2 separate regions of the Mus musculus genome follow, and region 2 is linked to region 1. Evidence: chromatin loops called from intact Hi-C (ENCODE). Cell type or tissue: heart. All regions are shown on one strand. Each heading gives the region's core, and the rest is flanking DNA. Links, peaks and the distances in the headings are about the cores only. Region 1 holds the start of Rgmb (repulsive guidance molecule family member B). Region 2 has its middle 290 kb from the start of BC002059.

Region 1 (12,244 bases), core at 1,476-9,475:
GGCCTAAACCACCAACTAAAGAGTATACATGGCTCCAGCGGCATATGTAGCAGAGGATGGCCTTATCAATGGGAGGGGAGGATCTTGGTCCTGTGAAGGATAGATGCCCCAGTGTAGGGGAATGCTAGGGCAGTGAGGTGAGAGTGGGTGGGTGGATGGGGAAGCACCTTCATAGAAGCAGTGGGAGAGGGATAGGAGGTTTGCAGAGGAGAAACCAGGAACAATGATAACATTTGAAATGTAAATAAACAAAATATCCAAGAGAAAAAAAGAAAAAAAAATTTGATGATGAAAAACACAAGTCATATCCTTTTATTGATGGAACATCCAAGATCTAATTAGACACTTAAATATTTTAGCCTATGTGAATGAGACAGTGGGAGTGTTGAAGTTGAACTGTTATACAATATAATTGACCATAGCTAATAACAACCTGAAGGAACTCTTAAAAAAAATCACTGAGACTAGATGGTAAATATTCTCATCCCCTCCAAAACAATAAACCCTAAGCATATCAAGTCGATATTAAATTTAGGCATTCTACAATGTATACCTACTCCAAAGCATTGTGTTGTCATGATAAATATATGTAATTATCATTTCTAAGTTAAAATTTTTACATAATAGCAACACAATTTTCAAAGTTCACATTTCTCACTACTATTTATTTTCGAACAAATTTTTATTTTCTAACATGAGGAGTACTTAAACACAAAGTCATGCTGAAATGGAAACATTAATTATCCTGATTTGATCAATACATGCTGTATTCCTGTACTAAAATATCATGCTTTAATCCATAAATGTGTACAAATATTTTTTAAGAGGGGGGCTTCTTATCCTGTGTGTTGAGACACTTGTTAGAGGAAATGGAAATGTCAAACAACCTTGATTTAATCATTAAACAATATATACTTGCATTATAAGCTGTCATGTCTCTTCCCCATAAATTTGAACTCAAGGAAATTCTCCTTACTAGTTCTATTTTAAAAAGTGTATATTGCTAGTAAAAGCTAGGCATGGTTTTAGGTTTTGTTTAAACAGGAGATGAGATGTATAGTTTCTAAGCAGCACTTCATAGATGGCAGCCAGCAGGAGGCTGATGAAGGAGTGTGAAGAGACCTGAAAATGTGGGATGAAATCTTCCCTAACACCCAGGTTGACAAACGTAATTGACTGACTTGACAAGGGCTTATTGTTCCTGACGGCCCTCCATATGATGCCTTCAGAACTGAAATAAACTTTCCAGCAAAGTATCCACTCAAACCACCCAACATCACATTTAAAACAAAGATCTACCACCCTGACATTGATGAAAAGGGGCAGATCTGTCTGCAGGTAATTACTGCTGAAAACTGGAACCTAGCCACCAAGACTGGCCAAGCAATTCAGCCCCTGGCAGCACTGGTGAACAGCCCCAGCCTCCGTACCCACTCTGGGCTGACCTAGCTGAAGAATTCTCTAAGTACCGTAGAAAATTCTGTAAGAATACTTTAGGGTTTACATTTTTAAAAAAAATGGGGGAAAATCGACCTGTGGACTAAAATCTACCATAACCTGGTGCAGTGTATTCAGATACCCCACAAAGCACAAATCTGGAAAACTGACATGTGCCACCAACCGGCATCTGTGTGTGACAGTTACCAACTTTCTACAGTTTTCTTAATCAAAAATGGTCTAGGTAACCTGTAAAGAAGGATTAGAAAATTCAGATGATCTAAGAAAAGAAAGAAAGAAAGACAGACAGACTAGCACGTCATGAAATTTCAGCCTTTTTGTGCATTAATTTCAAAAACTCTACAAGGAAATAAGGCACAGATGACCACAGAGGGGACTAAAGCCCAAGCTTTCAAAGTGGGACAAAAAAAAAAAAAAAAAACGAGACTGTGGAAAAGTTAAATGTATCATTTAAATAAATACAAGCTGAGGCGATTTGCATAACAATTGGCATCCATTTTTGCATCGGCCAGTATTATGGAAAAGGGGATTGTGATGATTTGTGTCTGTGTTTATGTGAAGTCTAGCTAGCTGTGCAGAGGAGTGAAGAACTGGGCTGCATCAGAAGTCGCCTTCTGAGCTGACTCTCTGGATTTCCTTTGAACTCGTTTTCAACATTATGCTATGCAGCAGCTTGTCTTTGTGTTGGTAGAAGGAGAAGGAAAAACACAGGAGACTAGGCTTTAGTTTCTAAATTAAAGCTCTGCTGGGCTGATTGCTCAAGTGGCTTTTCAAAGGCAAAACAAGTGGGGACATTAAAATTCCTGTTTCTGTAGGACCACTAACTGAGCCCAACACCACCACCGCCACCTTTTGTTGTTGTTGTTGTTGTTGTTGTTGTTGTTGTTGTTCTCAATACCAAATAGAGCAGGTTCCAGTGTATCTTACAGACACCTTAAACGGACTCAAGGTATTTTTGTTTGGTTTGGTTTGGTTTGGTTTGGTTTGGTTTTCTCCCCAATTTGATTGGTATTTAGAGAAGATAACGGAAAATGAAATGCAAAAATCCAGACAGGGAATATGACGAGGGGTCTTTTGTTATTGAATTTCTGAACCTGGGAGTTCTGAGTCCTCAACCTTCCACATTTTTCTTGATAGTGAACCCAAGGTTCAGAAGTTAAACCCTCGAAGTCCCGCCCTTTTTTATACTACCCTATGCTGCCCCTACCGTTAGATGGAGAAACTGCAGGTAAAGGTTAGTGGAGAGAAGGCGATCTGGGGAGGATAAGGATTAACTAACTACCTGAGCCCAGATGCTTAGAGTTTTGTCTTAACTAAAGAAAACAAAACAAAACCGCACTCTTGTTCTAGAATGAGTGAGCTGCCGCTAACTATCTATGAAGCTCAAGAATCACCCTGGAGGTCTTTAATGATAAAATATTAAACTAAAAATAAGCCAGAAATTACAGGTTTATTTTTCACTAAACAGACAATTGAAATACATGGTACAAAAATAAGTGGTAAGATTATTGTAAATTGAAAAATGGACAGAATAAATATTCAATTTAATTTTCCATCTATGAGAATTTCACAATAAAATCATAATTTACTTTGTATTATTAAAAAAAAAAAAAAAAGAATCACCCTGGAGAACATAGCTCGATCTCCCCTCCCCCATCTCCTTCCACGGGATGCAAAGGACGTCGTCCTGAAACATTTCCTGAGCCAGTTCTTTTACAATACACTTTCTCATTTGGGTCTAAGGGGTTTCTTTCTACCCTTTCTCTCGACGTGAAGCCAAGTCATATTGGCACCTCAGGTGGACAGGAACGATAACCCTCTTGTGCTCGCACACGTCCAGAGGACCATCCCTGTCACCTCCTTCACAGTTACACGCAGTAGGAAGACCCTAGAGGATAGTTGGAGGGACGTGCTTTTGAGGGCACTGATGGACAGCTATAAAAAGCGAGGAGAAAAATCGAGGGGAGGGGGGTCTGTTGCCGTCGTGGCGGCGCGGAGTGCGAACACCGCACGCGTCCGGCTGACAACAGGCAGAGCCCGCAGCAGGACCGTGATGAGCCGGGTGGGTAAAGGCAGCGCTGCGGGCCCGGAGGGCGGCGCAGAGGGCGGCGCTGGCGGCGTGAAAGGCGCCTTTGTGCAAGCCGGTGTGTAGGACCGCGGGAGAGGAGAGAGCAGGACCTGGAAACGGGGAGAGGCGTACCACGCTCCCTGCCGTCGGGTCTCCAGCAGGACAGTAGGGTAGAGCGGTGGACTGGGGACCGGCGCTGCAGAGGTTGTCTGCCTCTGTGGCCGTGGGGCAGGGGTGGGAAGAGAACAGTTTGGAGGAAGTTGGGGAGAGGGACCTGTCTCCCCGCCCTCTCCGCCTAGGTGACAGAGAGGCCCCGCTGGCTGGCAGGGTGCAAGCACTGCCCCGGAGCTCACTCGGGAACCGGCATCTGGAGAGCGGCCCCCGGGTGGAGCCGCCCGCCTGCCGCCCACCTGGGGCAGAGTGGCGGGCGCGGCGTGGCCTCCCTCCTGCGCCCCGGCCGCGTGGCTTGCGGCTTATTTTCCCAGCTGGCAAGCGTCGCGCTGCAGACAAGGGAATGCCTGTGGTGAGTTGTTTATTTTGTTGAAGTTTGCGGTGGGCCCGGAGGACGGTGGGGGGGGGGCGAATAGCAGGCAGCGGCCGGGACTGTTTTGTTTAGGTCTTGGTCCACCTGTGTGGTATAAATCTGCCAGGCTCCGGGCTGTGGGGTCCAGGGTGAGAAAGCCCTGGCGTTCCAAAAGCTCCTGGCCACGTTTAATTTGCAATGCCTGGAACCGACTAGAGTCTAAGGAAGGCTGCTCCCCAACCCCCAGCTTTCCGTAGACGCTTCCCCTAAGGGACAGTCGCCTCCTATGACCTGGGAACAGCTGGCCACTGAAGTTTCCCCATTCCCTTCCCCATTCCTCGGGGGTAATGGAGCTGAAGCTTTAATGTGAGAGGAGCCCAAGAAAACAGAGACAAACTTATCGTGGGGGCGGGGGTGGTGTGAAGTTCGTTCAGGGGTGTTGGGTCGGACTGCTTCTACAAACTGGGATCCTGTGTTGGCCAATTTCCCAAACTAGACTGGTGAAAGGCTGGCTGGCTCCTGAGGGAGCCCATAGGAACCCCTGGGGCTGATGTTAGTACAGCCTCGGCTTCGTTTGCCTGGAAGAAAAGCCTAAATACATTAGTGAGAGGGTAAAGCTTTTAAGGCCTTCTTGGGAGTGAGTGGCTGGCTAATGAGAGGTTAATTTTGTTTCGAAGGGAAGGCTGTGCTGGTTTCCTGAGATAAATGGACAGGAAGCACATTACCTCCAAGCACTGGCAAGCGGCTCCCAAATGCTTTTTGCACCTGCCGCTTCTAGCCCTGAGAGCCAGAAGCGAGCCCTACTGGAGTCTGTTAGGGATCAAGGGGCCGGGGATGCAACCCCTTGCACTCTCCGTGGTCTCTCTCTCTTTCTCCAGGGGCTCAGCGCTCACACGGAGCCCTGGGGCTCTTCTCTTACACCTAGGTCCTGCGTGTTCCGGAGCTCGGGGGCATCCTGATCCCGCTGAGCCCCTTCCAGGTGCAGAAGGGTTAACAATGATGTAAGTACAAGCCAGGCGCTACATGCTGCTGGACTCTGGGCTATTCCAGCCCCTTATTTTCAAACACTGTGGAGCAACGAGCAGCAGGGGAGCCCTTACTCCGGAATGGGTTACACAAATAGCTTATTGCAGACTTCTCTGTCCTGGGTGAGCTGTTAAGCAGAGACCCTCATGTTAGGTTTCTGGGTTTGGAGATACAGTACCTGGGGAACAGTTAAGACACTATGTAAGGATTTGGGAAATGAAACTGCATCATGTTTAGAATCTATTAACGTTTCTGGCATCCGTTTTAATTACCCAATTGCATGCCCATGGTGTAGTATGCTTTGCTGGGTCTCTTAGATGCACTGTTCTGTTCTCACCACTCCTCGAAAACAAAGGGGAAGAGAGAAAGAATGCAGATGGCAAGACACAAGGTGGATTTGGGGGTTGCTCAAGTTTCCAGTCATCTCACTTTTTTTCCTAATTAAAATGTAAAACTTTTATAATCCTCACATTTGTTCTAGCTTCCTCCCTGGGTTTTTCTTTGTCCCGTCCCAAATTCTGCTTTAACCTGATGCATGGGAGCTTTGACGAGTGGCCACCCTATAACCAGCCATTCAACATGCTCTTGGTTTCCAAGCTGATTTCAAATCTTGCTAACTAACATCCAGATTCACCCCAGACTGTATCAATGAACCCGATGTCATGAAAATAGGAACCACCTTGTACTTTATTTTTAAAAAAAATAGCATTTTCCTCTAGCAGCTGAACACTTCGCTGTAATAAAAAGTGAATTGTTAGGCATACATGTCTTAAGCTTGTCAAATTTTACAACAGAGGTGCAGTAAAACACCTTAAAGATGATTCTCCTCCCCCACCACCACCACCCCAGTTTTTTTTCCTTGATATCAGGATTTGAAGCAACTCGAGGGTGCCCTCTACTGATAAGAATATCTAGACCCCCTTGTATTTAAAATATATATATATATATATATATATATATATACATACATATATACACACAAGATAGTGCAGAAAAAGCGAAGTCATCAGCAGAAAGACTCCAAATTGAATGTACTGATCTTTAACCTTTTGTTTATATGAGATGTAATGATAGCCTAATGTACCTTTGGGGATATAATTAAATATTGAGGTAAGAAAACTCTACACTTTGCTGTTAATCAGCTATCTAAAAGCACTTAAAATCTTTGTATAAGAACATTTTGCCTGCATGTGTGTCTGTGCACCATGTGTGTGTTTGGTGCCTGTGAACGTGAAGGGGTCTCGAATCCCCTGGAACTGGAGTTACAGACTATCGTGAGTTGCCGGTGGGCATTGAGAAGTGAACCTAAGGTCTTTTGGGAGAGCAGCCACTGCTCTTAACCACTCAACCATCTCTACAGCTCCAAGCTAAAAGAACTTTTAAGAAGAGCATCATGTGATCACTCTTTAAAAGAAAGATGCTTATTAATATTTTCTGAACTGTGTTTCGTCTATTATATGTAGTAACTGCAAGATGGTAAAAATGTTTGTCCTGATAGCATTTAGTATACACCATTATGTAAAGCTGTCAGATTCTTCCAGCCCTCCCCCCATGAAAAGTCATTTCTCCAGGCAACTCTGAGGCTATTATTAAGCATATTAAAGATAGACATAAGGCTTGGATTATATCTTGAGTAGTGAAAGGTGTGTTTACCACTTGAATCATCATGGCCTGTAATAAGTAATGAAAAATTACAGTAAAAACAGACAGGTCTCCTTCATTAGGGATCTGGTGGTTTGAGGAATCCACAGTGTGTCTAATGAATAAGATGGGGAGACTTAAGGCTTGCCCCCCAATTATCCTTGGTCATTGATCAGCACACTGTAACATGTGGAATATTAATGTGCCTGTAGTTGATAGGAGATTCCTAATTAGAGATTCTGGGTAATGTAGCAGGTGAAGTTGCAAACTGTAATTTAGATTGCGCTAAGTGCATTTTAAATGCCAGTCCTCAACAGTTTGGAGAATGGCAGAGGCAGGGGGAAAGTAACGTGGCTCTTAGGAGCACTGACGCCACTCTCCAGAGGAGATGCCACTTCACACTATCTGATGACAAATTGGATCCTATCGTCAACTCCTCCACAAGTGCTTTCTTTTGTCTCCGTTTACTAGCCCTTTTCCTTGGAGATAGTTGGAGGGGGTTTGCCCCAGGTTTTGGAGGACAAGTCAGGTAGAAACAGACCTACCATTGGATTAATTTAATAGACTGGAAACTTGTGGAAAAGCCACCGAGCAACAAGAAATCGTGGCATAATTGCACTGCATAAAAACTCACCACTCTCATTAATCTAATTACCTTGTAACCGAACACGTTGAAGTTCGCCCAATCCCTGACTCCCGTTCTCCGCTTTGAAGCTGGGAAAATGTCAAAGAAACCAAAACACCAGAGCCTCACGCAGCTGCCAGCGAATTCCGCTGGGAGCTCGCAGGTACCTTCTCAGTCCACCCATCTGCTACGGACCTCGGTGTCATCTGAGTATCTAACGCGGCTCGGATAGACTCTTGTTCTGCCAAGAGACCCCAACAAATTTGCTACGACGTCCAACAGTTGCGATTGGCTGAGACAGGGGTGGGGGTTGAGGGGGACCTGCTACACAGAGCTTGGGAAAGCGCTGGCTTCCTGCAAGTAACTGAAGCTCTCAGGGATAGGAAAAGGAGTTGGGAAGGGTCATTAAAAACAAGGAAGAAAAAAAAAAAAAAACCTAGGAGGAAGCTGAACCTGAAGCTCATTAATTCAAGGAAAGGTTAAAGGCCGGTTCGCTGTCGCCCATTTCTATTGGGTACCAGAAAACCGTGATCGCGGAAAGGGTTGGAGGAAAAAAAAGCACAAGGAAGCCGGCAGGAGGGAGGCTGAGCCTTGAAGAAGCTGCCCCACCCGCGGGCGGCGGACACGGAACTTGAGTGAGACGCGAGGGCGGGAGGCACGCTCGCAGCCAATGGAAAGTGGAGGAGGAGGTTGACCGGGGGCGGGGCCTCCAAGGATTGGTGGGAGCCTGGTAGGGCGGGGCTAAAGTGCGGGGCTGAGATTGATTGACCGCGCAGGCCGCGGTGCGGAGCTCTCCGGGCCACTGCCTGCTCCGGCTGGTGAGGTCCTTCCGATCCACGCACGTCGAGCCCACGCCAGCTAGGGCTCAGCCCTTGAGCTCCCGGCTGCCGTCGGCGCTCGCTCACGGTCTTTGTATCTTTTTCTCCCGCCTCTTTCTGCCCGCCCGCCACGTCCGGCCGTCTCGATGTCTCTGCGCCCTGTTGCCGCCTCCCTGCGCTCGCGACGCCCTGCTCATCGCGGCGGTGGCGGCCGGCCTCGAACGCTGGCCTGAAAGGAGGAAGAGGAGGAAGCGAGGCGTGCGCCCCGGCCCATGCCGCAGTCCGAGGCCCGGCCCAGCCACTGCGCCCGCGCCGCCGCCCTCGCAGGAGCGCACGAGACCTGCATGGACGGGCATGGGCGTGAGAGCAGCACCTTCCTGCGCCGCCGCCCCCGCCGCCGCCGGGGCTGAGCAGTCCCGCCGCCCCGGGCTCTGGCCGCCGTCGCCCCCGCCGCCGCTGTTGCTGCTGCTGCTGCTCAGCCTTGGGCTGCTCCACGCAGGTAGGCGCGGGCCGGGTGGGGAGCGGGCCTCGCGGGCTTTGTTCTGGGTCCGGAACGCCACGGCCCTGGCGTGGGAGCAGGGCGCTCACCGTCTCGGGTTCACGTTCCTGCCCTACGCCTCTGGCCTTCGCCGGCGACAGCCGGTGGTCGGGTCCCAGCGTGCGGGGCCCGTGTGCGGGACAGACACCCCGGGCCTTTATTGCTCTCAGCAGGAGTGTTTACTGGGGCCCGCTGCGGATCGGGTTTCCACCACCCTGGTCGCCTGCGAGCGGAGACTGGGAGCCCTGTGCTGTTTCTCCTCTACAGCTGGGGGTGGCGGCGAAGCCCGGAATCGCACACGGTGCAAAGATTTGCACCGGAGTTTGGGGGTAAATTCCGAAGAAACTTAACCGGGATGTCTTTCGGTTTTGCGAATGCTGCTTTGAGCGCAGAGTTTGGCGAGTTGAAGACGTGCTTTGAGGGCAGCCTTGTGTTTTCGGTTCCTAGCGGGCTTGACAGATGCTTGCTGCGGTGTGAAGGTCCGCACGGCCCCTGCCGAGGGAGGAATGTGCCCTTCGGGTGGATATACCTGACCCTGGCCCTTGTGTGGTGCCTGTTTTTTGTTTTCTTTACAAGGAAGTGCCGTGTTTTTTGTTTTTTTTTTAACTTTGCCTAGAGCGTTAATTTCCCTATAGTACAAAAATTAAAAGGATCATTGTTTTACATAGATTTCTTTGGAGGCCCTTCCGCTCGAGTCTGGAGAATCCTAGTTTAATATCACTCAGCTGTACAGAAAACTTTTTATGTGATAAGATATACCAACCGTGCTAAAGTAGCTGAAAAGGCCTTTTAGGTAGAATAAAATGACATTGAAGAGACAATTCTTCGAGGTGTTATAACAGCTGCATTGTACCAGTGTCCCTTGGGGAAATGGACTAGTTATGCTAATGTAATAGCCAGTTGTGGAATGATTAAGGCTTTAAATTAGTAGCTTTAGATAGAACCTTAGAAAAATGTCTGCAAGCGGTTTCATGGAAACTTTTTGTTAATGTTCCAGTATTCAGGAGTGTTGGGGTGAGAAATATGTATCCATTATGTCAAACTGTGTTTTATGAAAGGGAAACTGGAAAGCTAGGTTGAGCTCTTGGCAGCTTGGATATTGGTTGCTGTGAGGTCCTGACAGGGTTGGAGTGTAGTTCCTGAAGACTTCTTTGCTGCCCTGTGAAAGGCATGAGAAACTGGACTAAAGGTTTACCGAATTGAGATGCTTTGGACCACAAGGTTCCTTTCAGTAACGCAGACTTCGCGCACATTTAGATTGAACCCAAGGGTATCATTGCTGTGAACAACTTGCTGAAGCAGAGCTGCCTTTGAGAGATCTCTTTGAAGAGTCGTTCTATTTGAAATGCAGGGGTTCTTTTCCAGACCAGGGAACCTAGCCAGTGCTACTTGCAGATGGACCGCCATATGTTTTACGTCTTAGTCCATATCATTTGCCGCTGTGCCCCATATGGCTCCATAGTTCACTCAATTCAGCTTCACCAGAGCTCATTTCCTTTACGATAACCTGGCAATTGTGCCGTCGTCCTGGTGTGAAGGAAGCTGTCTTGCTTATGTTCATTAAAAAATAATGAAACGAAAGCTCTAGACCACGAATCCTTTAGCACTTACAGTAACTGGCTGAAAGTACAAGACACGCCAATTGGAGATGACCTGACACCAAAATACGACATTTTTCTTTGTAAGTGCATCTTTTGAATTCTGCCCTTGGGAGATGGCCTGTTTATTTTCACATGTATTTTATCTTATGATTTTATTCTAAGAAGACCTTTGCAGTTCGTGAGTGACAATCACATACAGGCCTTCTTGCTTACTCAGACCCTCCATGGCCTCCTTGGCCACATCCTGGAGAGTGTTTCTGCCCTGCATTGTCTTGGCATGTTGACAGGAGGCTTACATTACCGCTTCTAACAGGCAAAGTGTGCATTGTCATTATAAATTCATGAAGCTGGGATATTTCTGGGTGTATGCTACAAATTAGTCATTATCCCGGAGCCTGTGATGGAGCTGGAAATGCTGACCTCAAAGCATTTTCTCCTCAGTTAGCCCTCCTCCCTCTGATCCTCATACAGCCAAGGACTGTTAGGCCCCTCAGCCAAAGCAAAAGAGCTGTTTTTGTATGTGATCTCAAAGCAGTCAGCACCTACCCACCATAAAAAAAGGAAAGCTTGAGAATGGGGGGGGGGGGGGCAGGTGGGAACAAAAGAACACTGGGAATAAATGCTGCATCTTCTTCTTCTAAACACTGGGCTTCTGTATCTCCCTGCTGTCCTTACTTTTGATATTTTATGACTATTTGAAATAATTATAAGTAACTGTGTGCTCAGATAGATTTTATAGACCATAAAAAGAACAAATAGGCCCTACAAGTTTAGCGGAAAGTTCTAGTGCTGTCATTATTTAAGGTCCAAGAGCTGTTCCTTAGGGAGTGATCTTGGCCCTGCTTTTACTGGTTTTGTGCTTGCTGTGTATCTTATTTTAAAAGAAGAGTGGTCTCATTGTCACCCGCTGCTTCTTCAGCTATCAGTGACTGACCTTAAGGCAAGTTAGTTGTATACAATCCCACCAGGACAAGGCAAGACCTTGGATGCCCTTTTCCTTTGAAGGCTTATGGGATGGTGAATTGGTTTGATTGTTTTGTTCTTCGGTAGAAGTAGTTGAAAGTAAATCCATTTGTTTTCGAGACAGGGACCTTGTAAATCGAGCTGTCTCTGTCAGTGCTGCACTGAACAAGCCCTGAATGGACCAAGCACATGAAGATGACTTTGTGATTTTTTTTTTAAAGTGGTCTAGTGAGTGTTATAAGTCCATAGCTCCAAAATAGTAAAATAATTTTAACCCCGTCTATTCTGGTAAACACGAAAAGAAAGGCTCAACTGGGTCTTTGAACTCTCACAACAGTGACAGACTGTTACCCTCCCACACTTCTCTCCAGCTAAAGCAGAAATAAGTTTACCATTTAATTAAAACTTAAAAACATTCAGGCACCTTTCAAATCAATATAGAGATTACTAAATGATGTTTTCCATCAGGTGAAATTTTAAGTACTGATAATCCTGAAGTTTATTGTATCCACATATTGTAATAATTACATATTTAAAAAATAACCGACTGACTTTAATGGGGCGGGCATGGTGGCATTCACCTGTAATCGAACATTCTGAGAGCTGATACAGAAAGATTGCAAGTTCAAGTCAGCCTGGGCTACAATTCAATGAAACCTGCCTTGTCTCCGAACAAAACCAAAGCTAGGCCCTGGAGAGATGGCTTATCAGTTAAGAGGCTGCTCTACCAGAGGATCCCAGTGTGATTCCCAGTACCCACATGATGGCTCAGCCATCTGTAACTCCAGTTCCAGGAAATCCAACACCATCATCTATCTGGCCTCCGAGGGCACCAGGCATGCGTTTGGTGCACAGACATATGTGCAAGCAAAACACTCATACATATACTAAACACACACACACAACTAGCCAAAACCAGTGGATAATCCGGTGACGTCAGCGCCCCCCCCCCAATACAAAATGTGAGACATTGTTATGCCTGG
Region 2 (12,244 bases), core at 1,994-9,993, 840 kb before region 1:
GACTGAACCTCTGAACCTGGAAGTCTCGTGAGCAGCTGGCCGCTGGTGCCCTCTATTGTGAAGGAGGAGAGCAGCGAGGAGGAGATTGCCATAGCTGCTACTTCTGCTAAAGAACTCGGACATGAGCCTGTCCCTGCTGATCTGGGAGAAGTGCGCACCCCAGAGCCCCCAGAATCTCTCAAGCGTGAATACCAGGAGTTCTCCTCCCCGGAAACGAGCCTGCCCTACAAGTGGGTGGTAGAGGCGGCAAACCTCCTCATCCCGGCTGTGGGGTCCAGCCTCTCTGAAGCTCTGGACTTGATTGAGTCGTTTCTGAACTTCTGGAACAAACACGATACCCTGGAGCTGGAGAGCCCCTCACTGACATCCACTCCAGTGTGTAGCCAAAAGGTGGTCGTCACCACGCCCCTGCACAGGGATAAGACACCCCTGCACCAGAAGTATCCATCATCAGAAGTACTCCCAGATCAGAAGTACTCCATGGACAACACTCCCCACACGCCAACCCCGTTCAAGAATGCCCTGGAGAAGTACGGACCGCTGAAGCCCCTGCCGCAGACTCCGCACCTGGAGGAGGACTTGAAGGAGGTGCTCCGTTCTGAGGCCGGCATGGAGCTCATCATTGAGGATGACATGAGGCCCGAGAAGCAGAAGAGAAAGCCTGGGCTGCGGCGAAGCCCTATCAAGAAGGTCCGCAAGTCTCTGGCTCTCGACATTATGGATGAAGATGGGAAGCTGATGTCCTCTATCATGCCCAAACCCCTGTCCTTGCCAACCAGTGTCACACCCAGCTCCTGTGGCTTCACCTCGCCAGGTAGCAAAGAGGGTAACAGCCTGCTCAACCAGGGTTTCCTACAGGCCAAACCCGAGAAGGTGGTGGCCGCCCAGAAGACTCGGAGCCACATTCCAACCCCTGCCCCTATGACCCATGCCTGGAAGACGGTGGCCTGTGGGGGCACCAAAGACCAGCTCTTCATGCAGGAGAAAGCCCGGCAGCTCCTGAGCCGCCTGAAGTCCAGCCACACATCTCGGACCCTCATTCTGTCCTGAGGGACTTGAATGGCAAGAGCCGGCTCTCATGTTTACAGGGGTAGGGTGTGGGGTAAGGTTAAAGTCACATTAAGTGACCAGCTTCAGGATGTCTTCTGCCAGCCCCTCAAACTACTTAGGTGGCAGAAGTCATGTGGTAATACCCCTTCCCTGAGTCTAGCTTTGGGAAGTTCCTGGTGCTAATAGAACAAGGTCCCACTCCTGGGCCTGCCTGTCCTCTACCCAATGCTAGAAGGAACCCTATCAGGGTCTCCCAGGCTCTCATCCAGTCTGGCCTCATCTCAGACTCCTGCTTAGGATGGGGGTGTGGCTAGGGGTGCGCCTTTCCTCGTCTCCTGTTGGTACACTGTCCCCACAATAAAATGCCATTCTCCCTCTGCCAAAAAAAAAAAAAAAAAAAAAAAAAGAATGCCACCAGAAAATCAACTTGGCTTTTACCTTAAACAACTGAAAAGTTAATACACAGGTTATATGAGAAGTAACAACTTGTGAAAAAATATTTTTCTTCTCTTTCATTTGTCATCTCACAATGTTACAATCTATAGAATAACAGTATATTCACAAGCCATCGTTGTTTTCCAGGCACCAGTTTGTCAGGGAGTCTTGCTTTGCTTAGTAGCTGATTAAGACAGATGCAAATTCTTCGATATAAATCTTAACTCTCTGATCATATGGTACACACCAAATAGTAAATATACATACACATGTATGTTACAGAATGGCTAGAAATAGTTAAGGAAGCTATAGCAGGGTCCAAGAATTTTAAATAGACTAATTGGCATCAGCTTGAATTTTAAGAAAGATGCAAAAACCTCTGGGGTAGCAGTAGTTAGATAACTAACTATGCTGGAGGTATGATAAAATGGCAGGTGTAGATTCACTGTGACAAGTTGCAGCCTTGACTCAGGGTTGAGTCTAGCTGCAGAAGTTAAGTACAGGTTTAGAGAAGCTGTTAAGGTAAAGAGAAATACTTGGTCTCAATAAACAAACAGGCAGACTGATGGACAATAATTTGAGTAGGCTGTGGGGATGGAACCCAACCAAGACCCCTGGGTACTTGGAGTCCTCTGTCTATAAATCCTGTTCCCTTGACATACATTGGATAGTCAGAAATCAGATATGTAGAGTGGTTGCCATTGTAGTGCTCTTTTTATGTAGTACTGGTGAAGACATTCCCCCCCACCTTTTAAAATCTATTGCATCTACACGTTTTTGTGTCTAGTTTTATGATATGACTATAGTCTACCTATATGATTCTATAGTTCCAACTAACTTTGATACATTTATAACACTGTAACTTTTCTGGTTTTACAAGTCAATCTATACCTCTGGGTGGTGCTAGATAGATGTTGTATGCAATATTCATCATAGTGTAGAATCATCCTGCTTCTGCATTTGTGCTCAAAATATAGTCAAAAGATGCTGACAGAATGAAGAGTCTCAGGGCATGGCATGGCCTGAGAAACTACTGTTTCTGTGGTAGGGAGTAAATTAGGAAAGGAAACAGCCAGATGTCAGCAGGGAAATTGAGAATCAGAGACAAGATATGAGTGTTCAATATCACATAACAGTTCAGCCACTGCAGAGGCTCTAACTGCCCTGCTTACCATGGACAACTAGAGCTCAAAAATGACCAAGAATTCCCTACCCAAGGCAGTAGAAACCTGCAACTTACCTGAATCAACATATAGAAAAGACATTTATATTAATAAATGAAGGAAGAGTAAGTGGTGAAGGCATTTGGAAGGTTAGAGAAAAGAAAGTTTGGCTAGTTCTCCTTTGCAAGGGAGAAATGTTTATGTACAGATAAGTCCAGAAAACTGAATGGTGACTAGATAGTGGGGTTCTTCTATTCCAGGGTCAAAGTTGATATCTTGAGTCACAAAAGCTTTAGAATATAGGGATAAATTTAAACTTAAAGTTTGGACATGATGCCCAAGCTTAGAATCTAGACTTTAACTCGGGGTTCACACACACGCACATGCACAGGCACACACACACTCACACACACAAACTGGTGATATTTAATAGAAGTCTCTCTGGTTTTGGTGTTGGCCCTAACTCCTGGCTTTGTATTAAAAATAATCACTGCATGTAGTCAAAGTTTTTGAGCTAAAAGGTGAGTCTGTTATTCTTAAAGAGTTACATGCTAATGAACGAATGACATGAAAATTTTATTTACACTTATTTTATTGGACAGAAGGATATATCTACTTCTAGATGATCAGAAATCAGAGTGAAAATATTCAGTAGATTTAGTTGAAAGATCTAATCACCAAAGTGTGCATTTTACGGGACTTTATAGTTACATTATATAGTCATATGTAATATGAATGTCATGTTAGGCAAGACTCTGCAATGAGTCTGGCAGCTGAATGGAAGCCAGGACTTTGTCTCAACTACATTCCCACCTATGTGCTTTTTAAAAAAAAACCCCTTGTTTACGGAAAACCAAGAGTGTCAGAAAGAGGGGCGGGATTCAAATAATTGAAGTGATTCTTTTGTTCTCTACTCTGCCTCCTTGCTCCTGTTGGGTAATTGTTGTCTGATCCTCTTTACATTCCCACGGCCCTCGGGACTCTCTTTTTCTTTTCTTCCTCTTACAGCAAATTATTGTGTTGCCTGGACCTCATCCACACCATGATTATTTAAACCTTCATTTTTTTATAATGATGCAGAAACAATACATAGCACAAAAACATGTATGGTCTAATCTTTTGCAATATAATAAGTATCAGTAGGGTGGGGGAGATGAGGGGAGGGTTGTTTTAAGTGAAATTCAAACCAGACTACATGTGAATTAAACATTAAAGAGATTAATAAATTCTAAAGTCTCAACAAGAGAGAAAGCACAGACCTCATTTTACTTAAATAGAGAGCTCTCAAATCCCACGATGGAGGTGTATGAAATGATAGGTTATGAAATCTCCAAGCTGGGGTCCATTCTTGGTTTCTCTGGGGACCGAGACTAATAATTGCTATGCAGAAAGTGTGCATGTATTATGATGTGCAATGATCAACAGGGAAGCAGTACGGTAGCCACATTTCCCCTGACATGTATGTATTCGGGACAAGCAACGTCCTAGGGCTTTATTCAGCACACAGATTAAGAATTTAATACAATTTACTATGGGAGAAGGCTTCAGATTCTATAGCCTGTGTCTTTGGCTTCAATTGAACAGGATGTGTGCATCTTACTAGTGAGGGGAAAACTAAAAATTCTGCAAGATAAACTGGGGACTGAAAAATCAAGCACAAAAAGGAAAAACAAAACAAAACTAAACAAAAACAAAACAAAACAACCCCCCCAAACCTACAAAAACCAAAACTAACCAACCAACCAAAGAACCCTCCCCAGACCTGTTGTTTAAGCATATGCCTAAAGACAGAGATAGCTCACTTCTTAGCTGACACTGTGTCTTGTGAAAGTTGATAGATGTTAGATCAGACATCAAGAAGATATATATTTACAATTTTGAATAACAGCCTCTCTGGACCTCTTTAAGTCTGGTTTAGTACTTTTCAAATTTTTTGCTTTGTGAATTGTACCTGTTTTCTTGCTGCCTCCACTTTCTGGAAGGTTTCAGGTCTGTCCCCACTGGAAATGCTGGATCATAATACTATAATAACCAGTGCTGTTCCTGGATCCTTCCAATGAATGCCACCCACACAAATTCTTCTAAGTCATGGCTATTTCTCACAATTTCCTGCTTCTCAAAAAAGCAGACCAGATGGCTTGGCTCAGAGCACACACTGCTCTCAGTGGCTCTAGTTTTGAAGCTGTCAGAAGGATTTGATCTAGTTCAATATATTTAGAATTTAATGTAAATATCAACTTTGAATTGAAAAATGGACAAGTACAAATCTGTGGTATATATTAATAGTGGTATTTCTGAGGATCATTTCACAGAAAACATTATAAACATTGCTACAGAAATATGAGATTGGCTCATCTTTTGGGGCTAGGTGAGGGTGGGAGACAGAACCCAGGGCCTAGTGCATGCTGGTCAAGTGTTCCAATGCTAAACTACCACAGCTCAAAGACATCACTTTTTTTTGCTTGTAAAACTGTGTCAGGAAGGTTTCTGTCACTCCACTAGTGTCATAATGATGAAACCTATAAATCTTTAATTTGCTTTGATTAATTTCAGATAAAATTGTAAATTTTATATTTTGGTAATCTGATGGGCTTTTTGCATTCTTGAATTTAATAGCTGTGCAATGCAAGCCTTCTATGAGAGTGAAAACACTATATACTCAGTTGTGGGTACACAGATAAGTGAGGTAAATGTCTGTCTTGACGGTCTACTTCAGGAGACATTTATGAAAATTATTAGGAGAATCTCAATGGGATAAATTCTATTTCCAAGATCAGTACAAAGATGGCACAATTGAATAGAGGCCAGAAGGTAATTGATTCTACCAGTGGGGTTCAAGTCACAGCAAAAGGGAGATGTTTTGTTTGCAGCAAAAGGGAGATGTTTGCCTTGTGGTTTCCTTGATCTTTCTTGTTCCTACATTTCTTCTTTCCCCTCTTATTCAGGATTCCCTGAGCTGAACCTACTGTTTGGGTGTGGATCTCTGCATTTGCTTCCTTCAGTACCTGAGTGAAGCATCTCTCATCATGGATATTTTAGGCTCTTGCCTTCAAATATAACAGAATATTATTGCCAGCATCAGTGGTAATTTTTCTCTTATTGGATGTTTCTCAAGCTAGACCAGTCATTGGTTATTTATCCCATCATCCTCTGCTCCATCTTTACTCCCACACATCTTTAGACAGGATAAAGTGTAAGTCAAAGGTTTTGTGGTTGGGATGTTGTCTCATTTCCTACCCTGGAAAACTTGCCTGGTTCTGGAGATGGACACTTCAGGTTCTCTATGATAGGAGATTTAGCTAAAGTCATCCTCATATATTTATGGGAGTTTCTATTGCCTTAGCTTTCTAACTTAATTCAGACATGCCCAATACTAATAATCTCTACAAATATTCTGTACTCTATTCTTCTCCTATCATTCCCTTCTCTTCTCATCCCCACCCCATTCTTTTCAGTGCACAACCCCATTTATCCATGACGTCTGTTCTATTTCCCCTTATCAGGGGAATACATTGGTTTCACCTTGTGCCATCTTTTTTTACTTAGCTTTTTTTTAGGTTTGGGGATTTTACCACATCATGGACATTCTTAAATGAGGAGAATAATAATTATGTCTTTCAAAACTTAAGAGATATAATTTCCAATCCAGTTACTATATCCAGTGACTTTATTCCTTATAATAAAAGGAGACAGAAAAATCTTCATGAGGAACACAATTATAATAAGTCATAACTGATAATTGAGCACTATGAAGGACTTTAAAAGAACTCCATCATATATAAAAGTACGATGAGCACAAGAGGTCAAAATAACATATAAACAACATGCTAATGCCTGACAGAAGAACAACTGCTAAAAATTTATCAAATATTAAAATAGCAACAACTGAACAATAATTATTTCTTTGTCTCAGTTGAATTAGATGAAATATAAGCTATATATATATACACACACACACACACACACACATATGCAATATAAGTAAATTTTTCTTTAATTTATTGACTATTTAAAAATCTTTTGAGTTCTCTGTTCTCTCCTTTTAAAACTTTTAAAACTTTGGGTCCACACAAATGTCAAAACTTTCAGGTATATTCAATTATGAAGACAGTCTCATTTTAACAATGAAGACCAATTTTAAAGGTAAAAAAAAAAAGCCCATTTCATCAAAGTTTCAATTCCTATTCCAACTTATAGAAAACTCTTTCTTTACTCCCAGTAAACCTGTCATATGGATTAGCAGTCATCAGTAGAGAAGAAAATGTGCTTTTCTGAAACCCTCAACTTTTATGTATTCAGGGTTTTGAAACGGGGAAGAGGGAATCAGGAAATGCATGGGTATCTTTTTGTACATGGTATTCTTAGACTGTTGCCCTTTAAGATGCTATTCAGTCTAAAGCTGTTTTCTTTAGAGCCATACCTAGGTCACTGATTGCACACACAAACCTGTGAGTAGTCTTGTAAGTAGATGATATACTTTATGAGAATCTTGTCAAGTTATAGTCCTCCACTGCTGGAAACCCTTAGTAGAGGTGCTTCTTTAGTGAGATGCCTTCAAACTGGCTCAATCTTTATCTACTTCATCTTCACACAACTTCCATGTACTTAGTTTCCATGGAAACAGTTCTGAGTATATTGCCTTACTTTCTCTCTGCCTTTAATGAAATGTGAATATGGGCAATTTCTTGTATTGATATGAGCAAAGCAAAATCTGCTCTCTCAGTTTGTACTATTAATTCTGAGGGAAACATGATTTCTCCTATGCTGGTTTGGACAATGACCAGAGTTAGTGTAGTAAACTGTTTACCAAGTGTTTGTAGCCCCAGTTTGTTTGTACGATCTACTTTAAACCTATGATATTCTATCCTAAGTTGTTCCTTTCATTTCATGGGAGATGAAGGCAAGATGCAGCTACTTCATAACTTGCAAGAGAAAAAGGTATGAAATTTCCTTTTTATTAAGATGTGAGGATGGAAGTATAGGCAAAAGAACCACTTTGACCTATTCTGAGAAATCTGAAAAGATAGAGGCATCTGATGGTTTCTTGATGTCTCCCATTAGAATGTACCAATACCACCTATTGCCCTCTCTTTCTGAGGTTTTAGTTAAAATTGTGGGAAAGTCTCATTTTATATTCTTTGTGAAATCCTCTTGAATATTTTACTGTACTTTCTTTCTCAATTTTTAAAATGTTTGCTTAGACAATTCTTGTCTGTCTTCTTGGGATAATGGGAACTAATGAAAAGCAGGGTTTATAAAATGCAGAGTGATGTCCTGCTGGAAGCCAAAGTGACAAATGTACTTAGTCAAGGTGAAGCTCAAATGAAAAGGCCATTTGGGGATTCTGGATTGAGCTACACCCACAACCACTTTCTTCCTTTAGAGAGTTGTGCACAGAGCTTTTCCCTGAAGAGCTAAATGTCATCAGAAGAGGATCTCATTTGGAAAAAGGTTCCTTTATGCCAGGCAAATCATTCCCATGTTGTATTTAAAAATATTCTTTACTATAAGAAAAAAAATGAACCTATCTATTCTAATCCTAGGATTTAGGTGGAATCTAAATATCAAAGGCCTGGTTATTGTAATATATCATAAGCAAATAACTACTAGCTATTATTTTTCAGTCTGATACCAGCTAAAGAATCAACTTAACAACTGACTATGAATTTAGGGGGGAGATTAGAAAACAATGTGGAGGTGTGCTTCCTTGAACAGACCATTTTGATGTAGAAGTTCTATTTTATTGTGATACCATATATGTGCAATCTATTTATAACATTTTACCTTAATTGTTGTTTCCTGTATGCATGCATGTATATATGTGCATATATATATACTTATTTTTGTGTGTATGTGTGAGAGCCTCCATGTATGCGTGCCTGTTGCCTATAGAGACCTGAAGAGAGTATTGGATCCTTTAGCACTGCGGTTGAAGGTGGTTGTGAACCACCTGTGGAAGGCTTGGAGACAATGCTGTGTGCTCTCACTCTAGAGATTCATTGTTCAGAGCCATGCTAGGGAACTGTTTTTTCCCTGAATACTTCCAAAATACAATTGAACGTACATTCTTGCATGTTGATGTGAAAATAGAGATGTAGTCTGCACATTGTGGTGCAAGATACACATAGAAATAAGTTTGCTGATACTACACCAGAGCTAAGCATGGAAACACTAGAAGAATTACATTTATTTTTTGGTCTTGGCTTTATTGACACACTGAATCCAGCTATACTTTTCTTGGTTACAACTGATACTTTACTTAATATTTACTCAAACAAAAGGGAGTTTTTTTTTTTTAGTCTGTTTCTTATCATTCTAAAGTGATGTGTATCTTATATGCTATAATTCTAAAAAATAAAAAGCAAGTTAAGCATGATATTTTAGTTAGAAAATGCAAACCTATTTATCTCATTTGTCTTCTCATCTTTCTTCTGTCTTCCTTGTCTCCTGTGGTAGTTGGATGTGTTTAAAGAAATGGCAAGTTGTTAATCAAACAGGGTTGGATATTTATTGAAATTACAACCACTTTGAACTCAATGTTCTTATCTCCACAGTGGAAATGATAATGGTAGGATGACTCACCTCTTAAGGCTGAGAACACATGTAAACTTTATAGAAATTGTGTGATACCTGCGCTATTACTGTTTTCATTTTATGGAGAAGAAAACGGAGAGTCACAGAAGTTTAGCCACTTCAAAGTCATACTTCTCATAAATGGAAAAGATAGAAAAGGTTCTGGCTTGAACTCATGTCTATCTCTCCCCAAAGCTTTATTCCACACTCTTTTATAGCCTGAGTGCTTACTTCTGGGCTGCTATGTCTAGCTTGAGTGGGAGAGGAAGCACCTAGCCTTGCAGGTACTTGAAGTATCAGTGTGGGCTGATACCCAGGGGCCCCCCACCCACTCAGAGAAGAAGGGGATGGGAGAATAGGGGAAGAACTGTGGGAGGGAGTGACTGGAAGGGGGCAGTGTGCAGGATATAAAGTGAATAAGTAAAACAATAAAATTGCATTTAAAATAGAATAAATTAATTTTAAAGATAGTCTTTCAGTTAGGAATTATTTGTGGAAAATTATTGAATCCTAACTCAACCAAGAGGTGCATGAGTGGATACCTGCAGGTCTTTGGTAGAGGGTAGAAAAACACAAGCCTTAATGATAACATTGGCACTCATCGTCTGTCTCCTGTTGATTGTTGCTAGACAAAGGATTTCCAATGTGATAAGTAGACAGATGGTATCACTGGAGATAGATCTTGGTAATTACCAATGGAGATAATGTCTTCCATAAGGTTTCTGCTGGATAGTTCTGGGACTGATTGTTCAGTGTTAGGCACACGCACAATCCCTGGAGTCAGGGGTACTGAACTTGCCAAGGGTTGTCCAAAACTCATTTGCTTTTAGAAAGAGGAAGGTATCACACCTAATGCCAGGCAACAATAATCACATGATTGAGTTCCAATTTAAAATTTTCTTCCTAAACTTTGCAAGTTTTTTATTTTTATGTATAGGAGGGCTTTAGTATGAACAAATAATAAGGGATAATTCTTATATTGTAACTCAAATATTAAAGCATTTGATTTACCTTAAATAATGCATCTGTTAATTAATATAACCACAAATGTTCCTGAGAAATGTCTTCCTATCTTGGCCACAGTGGAATGAGCACATGAACACATGGTACAGCCATTCTGAATGTCCAAAACAGAAGGCATTATGGGGCATTATGGGGGCTGGTGTTTTTTGTTTCCTGTTGTAGTGTCACATACTTAATGGGCAGAGAGTGGGAGAAACTGGCAAGCTAGTCACATAGTCTCAATGTGTGGTACCTGAGAAAGTTAATAAAATTCTATGTAATATATTGAGGTAAGTATATTCATTTAGAGTGAGAGAAAATGTATCCAATAGCAAATGAGTGTGATATGCTTGATGAGTGAGGTGAAAAACATCAATATTTAAAGGAAGGAAATAAAAACATTGTATCTTCATATTACTAGTTTTGTGAAAGAAACAGCTGTTACATTAGTTTTCACATAGAAGAACTAGCACAGGATTGTAGTTTAATTTCTTGGACCCAATGTTGCTTGGCTGTAGCACCACTACATGATTTAAACCCTGAAAAGTTTGGCTTTACGACTAATTCAAATTTTATACTGTGCCATCTTTTAAATTGAGATCCATCCAAACTAAAGGTTATTTTCAGGCAATTTAAGCTTTTTTTTTTTTTTTTTTTTTTTTAAACTACACTTTCTCGGTGAATTTCACTTTCTGCCTGAGCTCTAAGCATTAGGTCTGAAATGAGCTAATTATGCTAGGCCATGATGTTAGCATGTGTCAGTCTCTATTTTCATCAGCATTTTGTGCTTTCATGTGTGTTTTTGTTCCAAGTACTAATATTTTGGTGCTTTAATGTCAGGAAGATGATTTTTCAGGAAGAGCTGCTACCCACAAAGTCTTAGGAAATGTCACAAGGTAGGCAATTAACATTCTGTACACACACACACACACACACACTCACATGTGCATGCACACACCAGTTATGTTGTTTGCCATTATATTCACTTTTATTTTGATGAAGCTACTAGATAATCAACTATACACAAGAATCATGGAATACAATGAAAGACCTAGAAATTCTCCTGTTTATCATAATCCTCAATTTCATGGACAGTAGTGTTAACTGTGGAAGTAAAGGAATTTTATTTATTTTAAAAATAAAGTTTTACCAAATCTTTATTAATACCACACCTCTTATACAAGTAGACCAGCATCATTTTCCTTTAGACACTACATAGACGTTAAAATTTATTTTTTCACTTGAAAAATATGTACTGAATGTTTGTACTGCGGGGTTCAACTGTAAAAAGGATGGATTACGGCTCTGAATCCTTGTAACTTAAGTTTTAATGTGGACAAGTAGAAGTAAGTCAATTAATAAGCAAATTATAAATATTCCAAGGTTTTAAGTATGAAAAATAACTATATATATATATATATATATATATATATAGTATTTTAAGGCAGAACTTGTGAAATTATTGTCTTCCTGAGTATTTGGAATTTCAGTGGGGTAGGTAGTCGTCTAACACTTCTCTCCAACAAATGCTTTGCTTGCCACTGTTTACTTTCAAAAGTCAGGACTTTGCATTTAATCTAGCTTATAAAAAAAGGATATGGATGATTTGACTAAAATACTAGATAGAAACAAAACTGCAGGTAAATGAATATAGAAACTGTGAGTACCTGATGTATTTTATAGTAATTGTTTCCTTCAAAATTTAAATGTAGGTAGTAGGAGCAAAGAGAGTACATGGAATGAATAGAAAGTTATTATTCTGTGGAAAAAAGGGAACATGTTGGCTTTCATCATCATAAATCTCAAATGGCATTATTGTGTCAAGAAGCTATGACTAGATGTGTTACAAGGCTTAAGACCGGACTTAGTAATATTATTCTATTTCATGGACATAATATTAAGTCAAGTACTGATGGCTTATGGTTTTAATATAAATTAATAAATCTCTCAGTCACACACATCAAAGGTGCTTCTATTTGAATTAGATTAACAGAGATCTACAAATGGTCAAAGTGCAGAGA

The links. Hi-C counts contacts between places; a loop is a spot of excess contacts. Peaks named below come from ENCODE experiments on the same cell type or tissue, not always from the same donor. Only the 100,000 strongest peaks of a DNase experiment are listed, where the experiment ranks them.
Region 2: a loop joins it to region 1, with 1.9 times the contacts of the local background. A loop is called at or near these places in 7 of 42 quality-filtered maps.

What each region holds. Positions count from the first base shown.
Region 1 is chr17:15,822,426-15,834,669 of GRCm38, reverse strand. It overlaps Rgmb (repulsive guidance molecule family member B), which reads left to right and starts at 3,605. Exons shown (of 5, transcript NM_001372257.1): 1 at 3,605-4,049; 2 at 4,975-5,050; 3 at 8,396-8,658. The coding sequence starts at 5,046. It also overlaps the pseudogene Gm3292. In heart, for the core only: CTCF peaks have their summits at 2,669, 3,564, 5,970 (motif pointing left), 7,931 and 2 weaker places; DNase peaks (open chromatin) are centred at 3,729, 4,799, 8,009, 8,629 and 1 weaker place; H3K4me3 peaks cover 4,894 bases; H3K27ac peaks cover 3,533 bases; H3K27me3 peaks cover 372 bases.
Region 2 is chr17:16,657,962-16,670,205 of GRCm38, reverse strand. It overlaps the pseudogene Gm3320. Among named protein-coding and RNA genes, the nearest start is that of BC002059, 290 kb to the left of the region's middle. In heart, for the core only: no CTCF peak of the experiment used is centred there; no DNase peak of the experiment used is centred there.